Linked DNA regions of Homo sapiens: region 2 is linked to region 1. Evidence: chromatin contacts called from ENCODE Hi-C or POLR2A ChIA-PET data. All regions are on one chromosome and are shown on one strand. Each heading gives the region's core, a stretch centred on a gene start or an enhancer-like site at or near the end of the contact. The rest is flanking DNA. Distances are from core to core; before and after follow the strand shown. Region 1 holds the start of OSMR-DT (OSMR divergent transcript). Region 2 holds the start of DAB2 (DAB adaptor protein 2).

The links. Hi-C counts contacts between places; a loop is a spot of excess contacts on that map. ChIA-PET counts read pairs that join two places held with the same protein, here RNA polymerase II (POLR2A). Pooled maps may share reads with other maps.
Region 2: a loop to region 1 is called in a map of Calu3, with 9 times the contacts of the local background. The contact joins the promoter of DAB2 here to the promoter of OSMR-DT in region 1. A Hi-C loop is called at or near these places in 2 of 168 maps with a recorded cell type or tissue (Calu3 and ascending aorta) and 4 of 50 pooled maps. POLR2A ChIA-PET finds 5 or more read pairs at or near these places in 2 of 52 experiments (A673 and HepG2).

What each region holds. Positions count from the first base shown.
Region 1 is chr5:38,842,596-38,850,479 of GRCh38, forward strand. OSMR-DT (OSMR divergent transcript) reads right to left here and starts at 3,234. Exons shown (of 4, transcript NR_109951.1): 1 at 3,073-3,234. It overlaps OSMR (oncostatin M receptor), which reads left to right and starts at 3,417. Exons shown (of 18, transcript NM_003999.3): 1 at 3,417-3,792.
Region 2 is chr5:39,421,697-39,429,580 of GRCh38, forward strand. DAB2 (DAB adaptor protein 2) reads right to left here and starts at 3,284. Exons shown (of 15, transcript NM_001343.4): 1 at 3,108-3,284.

The DNA.
Region 1 (7,884 bases), core at 1,984-4,483:
ATAGAACTATTTTTCCTCTGAGAAGTTAGATAGGTTGGCAATACATTCCACTAATCCCTCCTCCATAATAGTTATACATATGAGACTTTCTGATGGAAGATGGAAGATGAAAGAGGATGGATCGAGAATCATTCCCAGGGTTTTAACTTCAGTGTCCAGAGGACACTAAATGAAGGCTGGCCCATTAACTTAGTAAAGGTTAAAGGCTGGACCATTCACTTAGTATAATAAAATCAAGTGAGCATAACTGAAGTTTGAATTCGGGCATACTAATTTCAAAGTACTGTCTGGAGTGCAGATGAAATCATTGCAATGGAAAGGAAGAGCTGAGAGCCATCAAGGCACAAGTGATCATTGAAATCCTGGATGTGAATATGATTATTCAGGGGGCCCTGGGGCCCTGGGAAACACCAACATGTAGGGGGCAAGTGGAGAACAAGAAGTCCAAAAATATGAGGGAGGAGGAAGTCAGGGAAATGAAAGAAGAATGGAGAGAGTATTGCTACTGAAATCAAAAGGAAGAGAGAACGTCAAGAAAGAGTGTTTAATGGGCCGGGCGCGGTGGCTCACGCCTGTAATCCCAGCACTTTGGGAGGCCAAGGCAGGAGGATCACGAGGTCAGGAGATTGAGGCCACCCTGGCTAACACGGTGAAACCCAGTCTCTACTAAAAATACAAAAAAATTAGCTGGGCGTGGTAGCCGGCGCCTGTAGTTCCAGCTCCTCGGGAGGCTGAGGCAGAATGGTGTGAACCCAGGAGGCGGAGCATGCAGTGAGCTGAGATCGTGCCACTGCACTCCAGCCTGTGTGACAGAGCAAGACTCCGTCTCTAAATAAATAAATAAATAAATAAATTAAAAATAAAAACACACACACAAATAAAAAAATAAAAAGAGTGTTTAACGAAGCAGAATAATATGTGCCTTGGCCACACAATCTTATCAAAACTAAGCAAGGATGGATATTTTAGCTCTTAGCTTAATAAGCCATTGGTATTTTTCATCTTTTTCCTATTAGTTATTTTCAGGATAATTGTTTAAAACTAACTTATGGAACATAACCTATGTATCAGTTTCCTAAGGCTGCCATAACACATTACCACAAACTTGGTGGCTTAAAACAACAGAAATGTATTCTCAATCTGGAGGCCAGAAGTCTGAAATGAAGATGTTGGCAGGGCTAGCTTCTTCTTAGGGGTTCAAAGGGAGCCTGTTCCGTTCCTCTCTCCTAGCTTCTGGTGGTGGTCAGCAACCTTGCCATTCCTTGGCTTGAGTCAGCATAAGCAGGATCTGTCTCAGTGGTCACACAGTGTTCTTTCTGGGTGTCTGTGTCCAAATTCCCCCCTTTTCAGAAGTACAGCAGACACTGGATTAATCTTATATGACCTCAGGTTAACTTGATTAAAGCTGCAAAAACATTATTTCCAAATAAACTGATATTTGGAGGTTTTGGGTGGATCTGACTTTATGGACCCAGTGCACCCACTGTTAAGGGTATAATCGCGAATTTATATGGTGCTACTGCATCTAGATTCTAGAATAACGTATAAATTTAAGAAATTAGAATGGTGCAAAAACAGATAAATTATATGTGGGCACCAAATTTTTACACTTCAGTCTCCTTCAATTGCAATAGGAGCCCAAAATAAGCCTCACTTTTTAGAAATTCATACTGGGCTGAATATTTTTATTTGACATCTCATTTGCTAGAAGAGAGATCCCTTTTAACTGTTTCTATAAAGAATAATTTTTTTTCTCAGTAAAATATAAAATCATAAAGACTTTCCAACTCTTGGGCTTGGCAGTTTCCATAACCATGCAGATGGCTAAACTAATGGACTCTTTAAAACTCTTCAAGTAATGAGAGGTGTGGCAAAGGACCATACATTTATTGAGACAAAAATACATTTTATTATCATCAAATATTTACTATGCATCATGGTCTTTGTGGCCCCATTAGGTATTAAGTGTATTAGGGCCTTTAGGCCTTTGTTTTAGGAAAAATAAAAAAACAAAAGGACTCTCAGCTTTCCTTGGGATGACATTGGGGAGGAGCCAGATATGTGAACAAACACAAAAGTAACATTTTAAAATAATTCTGACATTATTTTGAGTCATCCAGTCAATTCAATATAGGATTCTAAGATATGTTTATGGTCGATACTTGTTGATCACTCTTGGTTCCCTCCCCCACCCCCCTCCTACAACCTTGCTTTTGTGATACTTTCCAGGGTCCCCAAACTCAAACCAAACTAGGCTCAGCTGATCTGGAGCAAGGCCCCTTGCCTGCTGATTTGTCAGGCATCCAGACAGGCGAGGCTATGGGAGCTCCCGGTCCGAGGCTGCCTCGGAAGGCTCCTGTTATCCTCTAAGAGAGGTGAAATGCACCTTTCAAAGGCCCAGACACGGTAAAGATTGGATGGCATTTTTGGCCGGGCGCAGTGGCTGACGCCTGTAATCCCAGCACTTTGGGAGGCTGAGGCGGGCGGATCACGAGGTCAGGAGATCGAGACCATCCTGGCTAACACGGTGAAACCCCGTCTCTACTAAACATAGAAAAATTAGCCAGGCGTGGTGGCGGTCGTCTGTAGTCCCAGCTACTAGGGAGGCTGAGGCAGGAGAATGGTGTGAACCCGGGAGGCGGAGCTTACAGTGAGCCGAGATCGCGCCACTGCACTCCAGCCTGGGTGACACAGTGAGATGCCGTCTCAAAAAAAAAAAAAAAAAAAGGTTGAAGATTGGATGGCATTTTTAAGGGGAAAAGTAAACCATGTGTAGCATGTCGTAGCATTGGGAAATAAAGGTTTCGGGACTGTTGTAGCCGAAGAAACTTTGTCGGACAGGGCGTTTCTGGATAGAACGCGAGTAGGGGAAAAATGGGGACCGTTTGATTCGGTTCAAACACGTTTTCGTTGCTCTGGACGCCAAATGGAAACACGGCCAAAATTTAGTTAAAGGACTTCTCTTGCCTGAAGATTTTCGGACGGGGATCTCACGGGTTTGGCCTCTGGGTTGGGATGACAAGTGCCCCTGTGGGATACACAGCCCCAGGCCTCATCGGTCACTCGGCTTACCTCTGGTTCCGCCGGCTGGCCCGTGCGTCCTTGGCCGGGGCAGGAGCAGCGCTGCGCGCGGGGCACGGAGCCTCGGCCGCCGAGTTTTCGGTTTCCAAGTTTCCTTCCCAGGCCTCTCCCACTTCCTCTTCTCACCAGTGCCCGCCCGCCCGCAAAGTCCGGGTTGTGAGGCTGCGCCTCCCCCAGGATCGCGGCCGCCTCCCCCCGGGACTGAAGGGAGGGAATTCCTGTGGGTCCCAGGAGTGCCAAGAGTGCGCAGCAAGACGGGAAATTGCAAAAGACCTCACCCCTCTGCCCTCCCCCGCGGTTTTCCAGTAACTCCCGCCCCTCCGCGCTTGCCCCGCAGCTGATTCATAGCCCCGGCCCGGGCCGCCTCTGCACGTCCGCCCCGGAGCCCGCACCCGCGCCCCACGCGCCGCCGAGGACTCGGCCCGGCTCGTGGAGCCCTTCGCCCGCGGCGTGAGTACCCCCGACCCGCCCGTCCCCGCTCTGCTCGCGCCCTGCCGCTGCGCCGCCCTCGGTGGCTTTTCCGACGGGCGAGCCCCGTGCTGTGCGGGAAAGAATCCGACAACTTCGCAGCCCATCCCGGCTGGACGCGACCGGGAGTGCAGCAGCCCGTTCCCCTCCTCGGTGCCGCCTCTGCCCAGCGTTTGCTTGGCTGGGCTACCACCTGCGCTCGGACGGCGCTCGGAGGGTCCTCGCCCCCGGCCTGCCTACCTGGTGGGTGAAAACTAAATGATTCATTCCTTACAGGCCGCACAGTGCCGAGTCGCCCATTTCTCAGACTGTTTGAAATTCACCATCCCAGCGCCTTTTTCTCAAATGATGGTGGAATGTTTGTTGAGTGGAAAATTCCCACTTGAATCCCTCTTTCCTCTCTCCCAACACATCGTGTGGAGGAGTTCATTGCTTCCCCTACCTCTCCTCTCGTAACCCTTGACTCCCACCTGAGAGAGCCATTTTTCTGGGAATCCGTGTATCTCTCCCACCTGGTCCCTAGCGTAGAAGCGGGAGGAGCTCAAGCACAGGTGGAGAGAGGAATCCCCGGGCGACTCTGCAATAGCGTCCGTCCGGGGCGCTTACCTTCTTCTCCAGCCACTTGAGTGGAAGTGGCCCTCTACATTCTGGAAACCTAGGCACGGAGGGGTTCAGTAACTTGTCCAAGGCCATATGGCTAGCTGTGAGGGCACTGAAATCCGAGCCCGGCTCTCGCAGGCCAGGGCTTTACCCCTGACACCGCGATTCCTTTCTCGATAGTTCTTCATCTGCCCTTCATCCACCTACCCATGCATGCCTGCATCCGTCCATCCATCCTGCCTGCCTTGCTGCGGGAGGCACAGTGCTAGGTGCTGCTGATGGAGTGGCTTGGTAACAGACCTGCCTTGAAAACACTTTGGGAACAAGATATTCAAGAGAAGTAAATGGAAGGGTCTATGAAGGCAGAGAAGATAGAATTGAATGTAGGATACTTAGTTTGAGCTAGAAGGAATTCTGATGGAGGAGAAAGAAATTTTTAGGTTTTATTCCCAAGATTAAAACTGACTTTGGAACATGGGTCAAACTACTTATCACCTCTTAGTTTCCTTGTCTGCAAATAATAATGGTTCATACTTACTGTGAACCAGCCCCTATTCTAAGCACTTGACATATGCTAGCTCATTTAAGCTTCACGGGTGAGGCGGGTACTAGTTTTTTATTATATTTTATTGAGGAAACTGAGGCCCAAAGAGGTTTTGTAACTTTTCTAGGGTTACACAGCTAGCAGGTGACAGTATCAGGATTTGGGTTTGGAGTCTGCTCATGATCACCGTGCTGTAGCTCAAACTCTAAGACTGGGTGGGGTGTTTCATTATGGTCTTGCTTTGTCTCTCTCCTGGGCTGCTTTAAAATGCACTCAGAGCCCTTGATGTCCCCAAACTCCGCTGTGTCTGAGAATCATTTCTTGAGCTTTCAAAGCATCAAACTCCAAACACAGCCTTCTATTCAGAATCTTCAGGAAATACTCAGTTTGTTTTCCCCGTAGCATTTGTTCAGTGCCTCCAGTGGCAGGAAGCTCACCACCTCACATTTTATTGTAGGAAGAGCTAGTTCTCTGCTGTAAATTGCCTCCTTGTGACTTACATCTTGGTCCCAGTTCCCGTTTGTCCCAGCAGGTGTGGCTAAGCCTTTTGTATCAAAGGTGGCTTTGAGAGAAAAAGGCTGGTCTTGGGTGTTTCTTCCGCAGGGACCCGAGCCGCATTGGGGAGAACACATAAACACTGGTTCTTTCCCCCTCTACCCTTTTCTTTAACCTGAACAGACCAGGAACACATGCAGAGGTGTTCCTGGATCTCTCATGTTTTTGTAACCCTTTTGTCCTGAGGACAAAACCGAATCAGGAGAACTGTTACGGTTTTCAAAGGGGAATCAGTGGTACTGTATTTAACAAGAAGAAGGTGTGTATTTTCCTTGTGGGAAAGGACTGGGGCATTCATTGGCTGCAGTAGAAGAGAATCTTAGTGAGTGTGGTCTTGCTCACTTACAGGAACTGTGAGCCTTGGCCCTCCTTTCGCTGGGGGAGAAAATCCTTCTTGATTGCTTAAAAAATGTGTAAAATGGGGGGAAAAAAACCCAAACCAAAACAAATAGAATATCATGGCCTTGCTGGAGAAATCCCCTCCTCCAAGCAGGCTTCTTTGTAGCTACATGAAGAGAGAATTTCTTTTCCAACAGCTGTGTTGGTGGCTTCATAGCCTTCCTTCCCTCCTCATTTTAGTTGTACTGGTCGCTCTGCATTTGTGCACTCCACGTTGTATTCTATTTTTGTGTTTTAAAAATAATACAAATAATAACAACTCATTCTCACTCAATATAGAAGTGAAGTGAAATGTAGACGTGCCATCACCATCCTCCCTCCTCCCACTCAGAAGAGGGAAGGTTAAGTTTGATAATACCATTCTAAGGCTTGTTTTTCTTTTCTATAGTTTTACATAATACATACATATACATATGTTTTAAATATGCAAATTATCTTACTATACTTATTGTACAGCTTGCTTTTTCACTTTCCAAGTCTTAGAGATCTTTCCATTGTCTCTAGATACCTCTTTTGTTAATGGCTACGTGTTATTCTTTTTGTGTGTGTGTGAGATGGTCTCACTCTGTCACACAGGCAGAAGTGCAGTGTCATGATCATGGCTCACTGCAGCCTCGACCTTCTGGGCTCAAGTGATCCTCCCACCTCAGCCTCCTGAGAAGCTGGAACTACAGGCACATGACACCACACCTGACTTTTTTTTTTTTGTATTTTTTGTAAAGATTGGGTCTCTCCATGATGCCCAGACTGGTCTTGAACTCCTGGGTTCAAGCAGTCCACCTGCCTTGGCCTCCCACAGTGCTAGGATTACAGGCGTGAGCCACTGCGCCCGGCCAGCTACATGTTATCCTAAAGTAGAAATAGAATGTAATTTATCCATCCTTTCCTATATTGATGGACATTCAGCATTAGCAACGTTGCTTCAGAGCAGATCACACATTCATCTTCCTGCTCAAGTGTGAGTATTTCTGTGGAAGAGAATCTGAGGAGAGGTATTCCTGTGTCAAAGGGTTTGCCCCTTTTTCCACTTGATAGATACGAAGTGGAAGGTAACGATGTAACTTAATATTTTTGTAAAGTTTTAGACAGCTGATCCAATAGCATTTATTTAATAATTCATCTTTTTTCCAACTCATTTGAAATTCTGTTTTTATCATTAAATAAATTCCTGTTTGTAAAAGGGTCTGTGTCAGGATTCTATTCTGTTTCATTGATCTTTTTTTTTGTTTGTTTTTCCCTAAACCAATATTACTCTGAGTTAACTACTGTAGCTTTATAGTGTTTTTGAAAATCTTGTGGTATATATTTGTGCTTTTTAAAACAACTTTTTTTATAAATCACATACATTTTCTCTTTACAAATAGCCTGTCAAGTTTAATAAAATCCTATTTTTAATTAAGATTTTATTGAGTTTATAATTGTTAGCAATTTTTAATGCTTTAATGTCCACTTTGGTATGAGCTCCAAGCTTTAAGGAAACTGTGTCATGTGAACTTTGGTTAATGACTTATCTGATTTCAAATATTGGCTACACATCAGATTAACTGGGTCAGTTTGGATAAATTACTTGTCAACTTTCTTATCCTTAATTTCCTCCTCTGTGAATGGGAATAATAATATAATCCTTTTCTTAGCGCTGTTGTGAGGATTCAATTAATAAATGCATGTACGTCACTTAGCAAAGCACCTTGTAGAGAGTTAGTATCTTATACATGCTAGCTGGGATCTTTTTCATATTTATATCCTACTCATGGTTTTGCAGAGTGCCCTATTGGTAATAGGAACCAGTAAATATTTCCTTTATTTATTGGTAGTATCCTAAGAGACAAAAATATATCATATATTTTAAATATAGTAGTGTTTCTCAAACTTGAATGTGCATATGAATCACCTGAGGATATTATTTAAATGCAGATTCAAGAGGTCTAAGGTCTGGCCTGAGATTTTGCATTTCTGACAAGCTACCAGGTGATGTCAATACTGCTGGTCCTTTGTCCACATTTGGGTGTACAGTCTTGTACAACTATTTAAATTTATGCTGCTAGTGATAGTACTTCCTATTTGTAATGAATATGATTGAAAGCATTTTTAAATTGATTTCTTTTAAAATTACATGCTAAAGAACTAAATTATAGTTGTTTTCCTTTCTTCCTTCTTCTCTCCCTCTCTTCCTTTATTTTTGTTAAAAGAAAGAGGGTTGGTGAGATCGCTAAATAGAATACCTAGCTCTGTTCTTA
Region 2 (7,884 bases), core at 2,034-4,533, 580 kb after region 1:
ATCCAGTCAGGATATGCTGATATTATGAGTTGGGTCTCCTTTAAAGACACATATCTGGTGTTAAATCTGATTCATCTGGCCGGGTGTGGTGGGCTCATGCCTGTAATTCCAGCACTTTGGGAGGCCGAGGTGGGTGGATCACTTGAGGTCAGGAGTTCGAGACCAGCCTGGCCAACATGGTGAAACCCCGTCTCTACTACTACTACAAAAAAAAAAAAAAAATATTATCCAGGTATGGTGGCGGGTACCTCTAATCCCAACTAATCAGGAGACTGAGGTCACAGAATCTCTTGAACCCAGGAGGCAGAGGCTGCAGTGGGTCAAGTTCATGCCAGTGTACTCCAGCATGGGCAACAGAGGGAGACTCTGTCTCAAACAAAACAAAACAAAACAAAACAAAAATCTGTTTCACCTAAATATGATTTTGGCCAACCTTTGTGCAATTCAGCGGCACAGCTTCAACTTTGGAATTACATAGCAGTGCCAGGGAGAATTTTAAAATACCACATCCTGTTACTCAGGTGTTTCATATTGCCAATCTGGTTCCCATTCTGGTTCTGTCTAAAGGGTAAAAAACCTTATGTGTTTGGTTAGTTACCTAAACCTTCCTGGCCAGTAAGCTTTCGAATCTTTCCAGCTGGGGAGGTATGTTCTGATGAGCATTAGGACAACTTCAAACCCCAGGAGGGCTCACTCTCAGCAGCTTTCCCAAGCATTTCAGCATCTTGGCTTTGTCTTTAAGAAGAGCAATAATTAAATCCTCAGGTCAAAAGAATGAGGAAGAGAAACACGCAGAGCCTTCAAAATTATCCAGATGAAATATCAGTGGTAGCAAACTTAGGTTTATGGACATATGAGGGTAGAGTTAGAAATGAAGCAGCATAAGAGCCTATGTCACAGCAAAGCCTCCTGCTTGGCCAGGAGCACTCAGCAAGGAAGATATCTTCCTGCTCCCTTAACCTTCAGATAATCGAGGCCTGGTTGAGCAGGCCAGTAAATATCATCCCCAAACAGCTGGTCAGCAGCTGCCAGAGGTCCCTGTACTACCTTCATGCCAACAAGTGCCTTAAAAGCCGTACCCTTCAACCCAAACAAGGCCAGTGAAATCCATTCAACCTTTGGAGAAAGACAACAAACAGGCCTAATGCACAGGAATTTGGACTTCCAGTTTAATCTGAAACTATAAAAGTCTTTAGCAGAAACACAAACTCTGGAGTTTGCCCTTCACAAATTAGACAAGGTTTGTAACAAGTGCTTTCTTCCCTCACTTACATCCTCAGGTAAAGATCAACCATCAAGATCAAAGATCCCCAGAATGGCAAATACATACGTGTATGGGCTCAAAGTTGGAAGACATTCCTCTACCATCTACTTATTCTGGTTATACATTAAAGCATAGGAGGGCATAGCTGAAAAATGACTGGTTTCTAGGTCAGTCATTTGGATGAGAAGGGATCCTTCCAGCTGGGAGTGGGAAAAGAAGGGGGAAGTTATTCACCAACAACAGGAAAAAGAATTTAGTTGGCCTTAGGAGGAAACTGACTAAGGATTTGGAAGAAGTGGTCTGTCCCAGAAATCCACATTGGCAAAGACCACTAGGTCTTCTTCATGCTTTCTCTAGAAGACTTTCCCATTGTACTCAAATACTCCCGAATTCTCAAGGCAATAAACTTTCTTACAGTGTCACTGAGGGCCATCTCCCTTCCAAGAGGGGAGACACAGAACCTGGAGTGGGCGGGGCACCTGGCTCAGAGAAAAGTAGCCTCCCAAAGTCTGGCTGCTGGGGTAAGAAGCATGGTGACAAGCCATTTGGTAGCTGCAAGCTCCCTCCTCCCCAACAGCCAGTAGGTGCTTTTGTGTGAGAAGCCAACCTCAAGACTGTAAGGACAATCAAGTATACATCTCATCAAAGCCATTCCAAGAGGCTTATCAGACATCTCAAAGGCATTTTTTGTAGATGCCTGCTTTCCACTCCCATTACTTCTGTTTGCATTAGTTATATCTTACCTCCTTCTCCCCCATGCCCCTGCTTTGCCTGACTAAGGCCAGAAATTTTTTCATGAAGTCACTTTATAGAGCAATAGCAACATTTACTATTCGTGAAGTCGCCCCTCCATAATTTTTAAGTCTTTCCATGTGTCTGGAAGCTTGTTTCTGCTCTTCTCGGTTTACAGAGCGGCTCTCTTCCTTCCAAACAAAAACTAAAAAGAAAGGGGAAAAGGTGGGGGGTGGTTGGGGTGGAGATAACACCCAGATTCCTTAAGTGTTTTTAATCCAGTTGAATTTCCCTTTGGACTCAGCTCCCTGCTGAAACTGTCTGCGGACCAGAATTCCAGGCTCAGAATTAAGTCAAGAGGGAAAGACAGCAGAAACAAATAACAGAGTCAGCTCTATGCTATGAAAACCGCTATGTTGACTGAGGCTCCACGGTTTTAACCCATTCATTTTTCCCCCCTTTTTTAGAATTCTTACTTAATCTTTTTAACCAGCTTACAACAGGCAGGCAAGCACCATATAAACCATGCTCCCTGCGCCGGGGGATATAAAACAAGTTTCTTAAGTCCCTTGGGTAGATACTTCCTTAGGAATGCCGGTGTAAGACAAAAGTTCACATTTTAATGCCATATGTTGTCAGTCACCAGGAAAAAGCTCCTTATGGGCACAAGCCAGGTCCCCAGCCTTTGTCACACAGCAAAAATAAACACCCTTCGAGGAGTTAATTAGGCGGTCAGCAGCCACCTCAGTGTCCTAGGAGGGCTGCCCGCAGACCTTTTACACACACACACACACACACACACACACACACACACACACACACACACACACGACACAAAAGGAGGCGTTTGTTAAATGTCACAAGCTGGGCATCTGGAGTCGGATTCGAAAGGTAAATACATTCCGCGGAAGCATTCCTCAGATGTCAGGCCACAAAACTGCTGGTTTCCCCAAGCACAGGGTCTCATTTCTAAGATTCCCCACAGCCCAAGGTCTGTACTCAAAGAAGGGTAGCGGGGGGCGGGGGGGTGAGAGAGGGGGAGCAAAGGAGAGAAGGAGATCTTTAAAAAAAAAATGGAGCCAGAGGGAAGAAGGGTTTCGAAGCTACTCACCGGCTAGCTATTGCCTCCGTGAAGCGAGCATGACTTCCCCGCGCCCGGAGCCTCCAGGCTACAGCGCAGCGGATGCGGCGGGCCTCGCTTAAATAGCCGCCGGCCGGGAGCTTCGGAGCCGCGCGGCCACTCCCGGCGAGAGATATGGTTCTAATCAGATGCTGGCAGCTGAGGACTCCCCAGGAATGTGCCAGGATGTTTTTGCTGCCTGGGCTTGGTAACTCCCCCTCAACGTGTCTGCAGAGTCTTCCAAACTTAACTGTTTATTAACTCGCGCTGCAGCGGCGCAGAGGACCCCGCTCCCCTGAGCTCCGCGAGCCCCACCAGCTGGGGGCGATCGCAGGGACCCAGCGACGGGAGGGGAAATGTGTTCGGGGAGAAGTCAAAAGCCCCAGACCGACGCGGGCGGGGGGCGGGTGCAAATAAGGACAGGAAAGGGAAGCTCTGGAGGAAAGGGGTGGGATCCACCGAGCTTCGTTTCACAGATCCGTTCCCTGGATTGCCACTGCGAGTGATGTGGCACACGGAGTCATCCTAACCAACCCGTTGGGGCCCTTTGAACAAAGGACTGCCTTTACTCCTGACTTTTCTGACAAGGGACAACGGTTCCTGCGCAGATCTGCAGTTTCTAAAGTTGATCGCGCGATTGGATTTGCTCCCCTTAGAAGAAATTAGTGTCTCCCTCATTGCAGATGCAAATGCGCTTAAGTTAGTGGGAAATCTATGTGTGCATATGTGAAACATACTGTATTTACCTATGAAATATAATCATATATATGGATATAAAAATAATATTCTCTCTGAAATCGATATGAGCAAAACATGTTCACGTCTATGTAGCCTATCAAATAAGTTATAATTCTGATACAATCAGAGATTCTATACAGGCTTCCCTTACAGTGTATATACACCTATATGTAGACACATAACATGACTTTATCTGCATGAATTTCCATAGCACTTCCTATAACTCTAGGAAAAACATGAACTGCAAGAAATAAAATATTTAAAAATGTTAACGTAGAGTGCTGAGCGGTAGAAGGTACTCCGCAGCAAATCCTAATGAGTGTTAACAAGCTGAGAATTCATTTTCTCCATATTTTAAAATCAAGAATTATTGTAAAACATCCACAGAAGCTCTGTTGCTTTTTGGAGAATTCTGAAATTACTCTTGTGAAAGACGTGTCTCTTTTCCCTTTTTTTAAGAAAAAAATTTAATTGTTTAAAGTCAGAGGCAGCACGTAGTAAATGTGAAAATGCTAAATTGTATCTCGGATGGGAGGGGGTTATTGATTTTATCGAGTAAGCAACACAGTGGATTTGCATTTTACCTCTGGAAACTGAGGGTTCAAATAGGGCTCGTGGGACATCAAGGATATATTTTGTGGTCCGTGCCTAGCCTCGACTGCAAAGCCACTGTGTAATTTGGGGTAGCTCAATGTGAGTGGCAATGTCTGCTCTCAAGTAGGTCAGGCTTGAAACAACCGTTGTTCGGGGAGACTGAGGGGTGCAGAGCAGCACAGCTGGCCCAGAATTCTACTTCCCCAGCCTCTACTATTTCTCATCCCCTGACACACCTAGGGGTGTGGAGGCAGGGAGGGCCATGCTGGCAGTTTTCAATATTCCTCAGAGGTAATTTGCTATTTTAAAAAATGACTTTGTGTGAATGACAGGAAGTATACAAATTTTAGTCCTAGGATAGTATTCTATTTATAACATTTATGCAGAGAAATGTAATTCTAGTACATTTTAGAACACAAGGCTTTGTTTCTAAAATCTAGAAGTCCAGTTTCATTTCTATTGGCTAGGTAGCTGGAAAAAGGGCTGCTGACTTCAGGCAAATAGAGACTTTGATAATTAGAAAGACATGGGTGTCTCTTTTAACCTCAATATGTAATATTTTCTAGACTAAGAAGTGCTCACTCAATTCTATTTTTTTTTTTTTTGAAAGACTCTTACCAAGAAATACTAACTTATGTTTGCTCTACCCCACCAAATGGAAGGGATTTGTCTAAGAAGCCAGAGGAAGAAAATGATTTCATCTGCTATGAGTTGTAGTTTCAAGAGAAGACTTTGATGAAAACAGTTCATTTAAGAGCAGTGGGCTCACACTTACAACTTAAAATAGACACCTCTTATTTTGCACAGAAATCTGAAGAGTCGACAGTGGAGAATTCTGGTTTGAACTGTATTTTTATATCTCTAGGGCACCGATATTGCTTCTGGCAGTAATTCAATGTCCTGCTCACATTAAGAAAAAAAAAGAAAAGAAATTTAACTCTTTTTATCCCTCGTGAAACATTGTCTCTGTCTCATCTAAGTTGTTCACTTTTCAACAAGTCTAAAATGAACATCTTTCCCTCTGGAGAATCACGCCAAAGCCCACCCAGATATTTACCCTGCCTAAATAATGGTCTTTTCTTATCACCACTGAAATTTATGTTTAGAAAATTAAGGGGAGGAAAAGTCAGTTCAATGTTTGAAAAACAATAGTCTTTGAATGGCAATTGTCCGTTGCAGAAAACCTGCCTGTGAGAGAGAAGGAAAAAATAAAATAAAACAAATGACTGTGCTCCCAGCCTAGGAAAGGGGTAGTTAATCCCGTGATGGCTTGCTGAAGAATGCATGGTTTATTATTAAAGTAATCTCTTAAGATTTTCCTGGAATGTGCTTCCACAGCAACTCTGCCTGTTCGACCTATCCTATGCATGTGTCTTTTCTTCCATAATTAAGCTGTTTTCCTCTGTTAGCTCACAGACCTAATCCTTTATCCTTTCTCTCCTCCTTCTCCATCACTTCTTCTATCCCCCTCTCTACTGCTCTTGTCTTCCTTAAACTGCCCCTTTTGAAGCCTGTCATTTCTCCTGAATTGTAAATGGCACTTTGGAACTGGCTGTAAGGTAAACTGCCTGTGTGCCTTTGATGCCTTGCTGGACACTTAGAGATGTTAAAATCAAACAAGGATTTGTTGAAGTGGACCTAGTAAGGTCACATCTCTCTCTCTCTCCTTTTTTTTTTTTCCTTCTCCATGTCATTAAAAAAACAATGAAGAGAATGGCTATTGTTCCCAGAAAATGTTCTTTGACCTTGACCAGTCCTGCATATTTAACATTACAGAAAAACTGACCCTACCAGATTTGGTGGCTGGCAAGTCAAAACAAATACTGGAGGTTTTTTTTCATATCTCTGTCTATCCATCTACCTGTCCATCTTCTGATCTAAAATATTTGGAAGATAGTTTCATAGAAGGCAGCCTGTTTGTGTTTTGTTTTCTTGCTTATACCCCTATAGCATCTCAGAACTAATATGTATTTTTCTGTTTTGTGCAATTTTAATGAAACTCAGGTGGTAGACTACTAGGGTACTTGGAAAAATTGGTACTTGTAAAATGAAGAACATTTAAAATTCAATAATATAAATGTATATAACTAATTACACCTCACTTATCAATATAAATTTTTATAATGAGAAATTGTGAAAGGCAAGTAAATACCCATAAAAATTACCATTCAAATAAATACTGTCTTACTTGGAAAGAAACCTAGCAGGAGTTATCAAAAATGAAAATACATAAAACCCTGCAGGAATTACTAATATTAATTGTTATTGTAGCAAACACATACACTTCTCTATCCTAGGAGTAAGAATCTATCCACTAGAAATAAAGCACATGTATAATATGCAAGGATTTTTTTTTTTTTATTTTTCTGAGATGGAGTCTTGCTCTGTGGCCCAGGCTAGAGTGCAGTGGCAAGATCTCGGCTCAGTGCAACCTCCGCCTCCCGGGTTCAAGCAATTCTCTGCCTCAGCCTCCCGAGTAGCTGGGATTACAGGTGCCCACCACCATGCCCAGTTAATTTTTGTATTTGTATTTTTAGTAGAGACGGGGTTTCACCATCTTAGCCAGGCTGGTCTCATGATCCACCCGCCTCGGCCTCCCAAATTGCCGGGATTACAGGCATGAGCCACCACTCCCTGCCCCCAAGGTTGTTAATTGTATCATTTATAGCAGCAGGAAGCTAGGACAAAATATGCCTGTCAATGGAGAATGACTGAGTATGTTATGACTTATCCATACTGTGAAGTCATATGTAACCATTCAAAGGAATAAATTAGAGTCAAATTTTGTGACATGGGAATATTCCTTTAGGTTTTTTTGAGTGAGAAAAGCAAGGTACAGAAAAGCATGGAAAAGATGTTTCTATTTTAGTAATATAAAAAGCAACACCTATTTATATATATTTGGGTATATATGTTTGTGGGTATATATGAAGGATTATCAAGGAGGTTGCAGTACAGATTACTAGGGGCCTGGTGGAGACAAGGGCAGAGAAAAGGGGTGGGAGCCATGCAAAAAGGAAAAAACTGAAAATAGTCTTTATGCAGGTATAGGTCACATTTATGCATTGAAGTGAAATGATATACACGCAGGTTTGTGGGTTTTTTTTCAAAAAGATTATATCATTTTAAGATAAGGAAAGGAAGAAAGGAAATCCTACGAATAGTTTTCATGGAGGTCTACCTTTAGGCTTTTCAAAAGTGAGTATTCATCAGTATGCTCATTGCTTAATTCAGCCTCCAGAGCAATAGTTCTCAAATTGTAGTATTTACGACAGTCATCCCGGAAGTTGGCTACTAGAGTAAATTCCTGGGCTCAGCCTCAGAGACTTCTCTGGAAAGGTCTGTGGTGGGGGTACCAGGGAATCTGTTTTTTGTTTTTTGTTTTTTGTTTTTTTTTTTTGAGACGGAGTCTCGCTCTGTCACCAGGCTGGAGTGC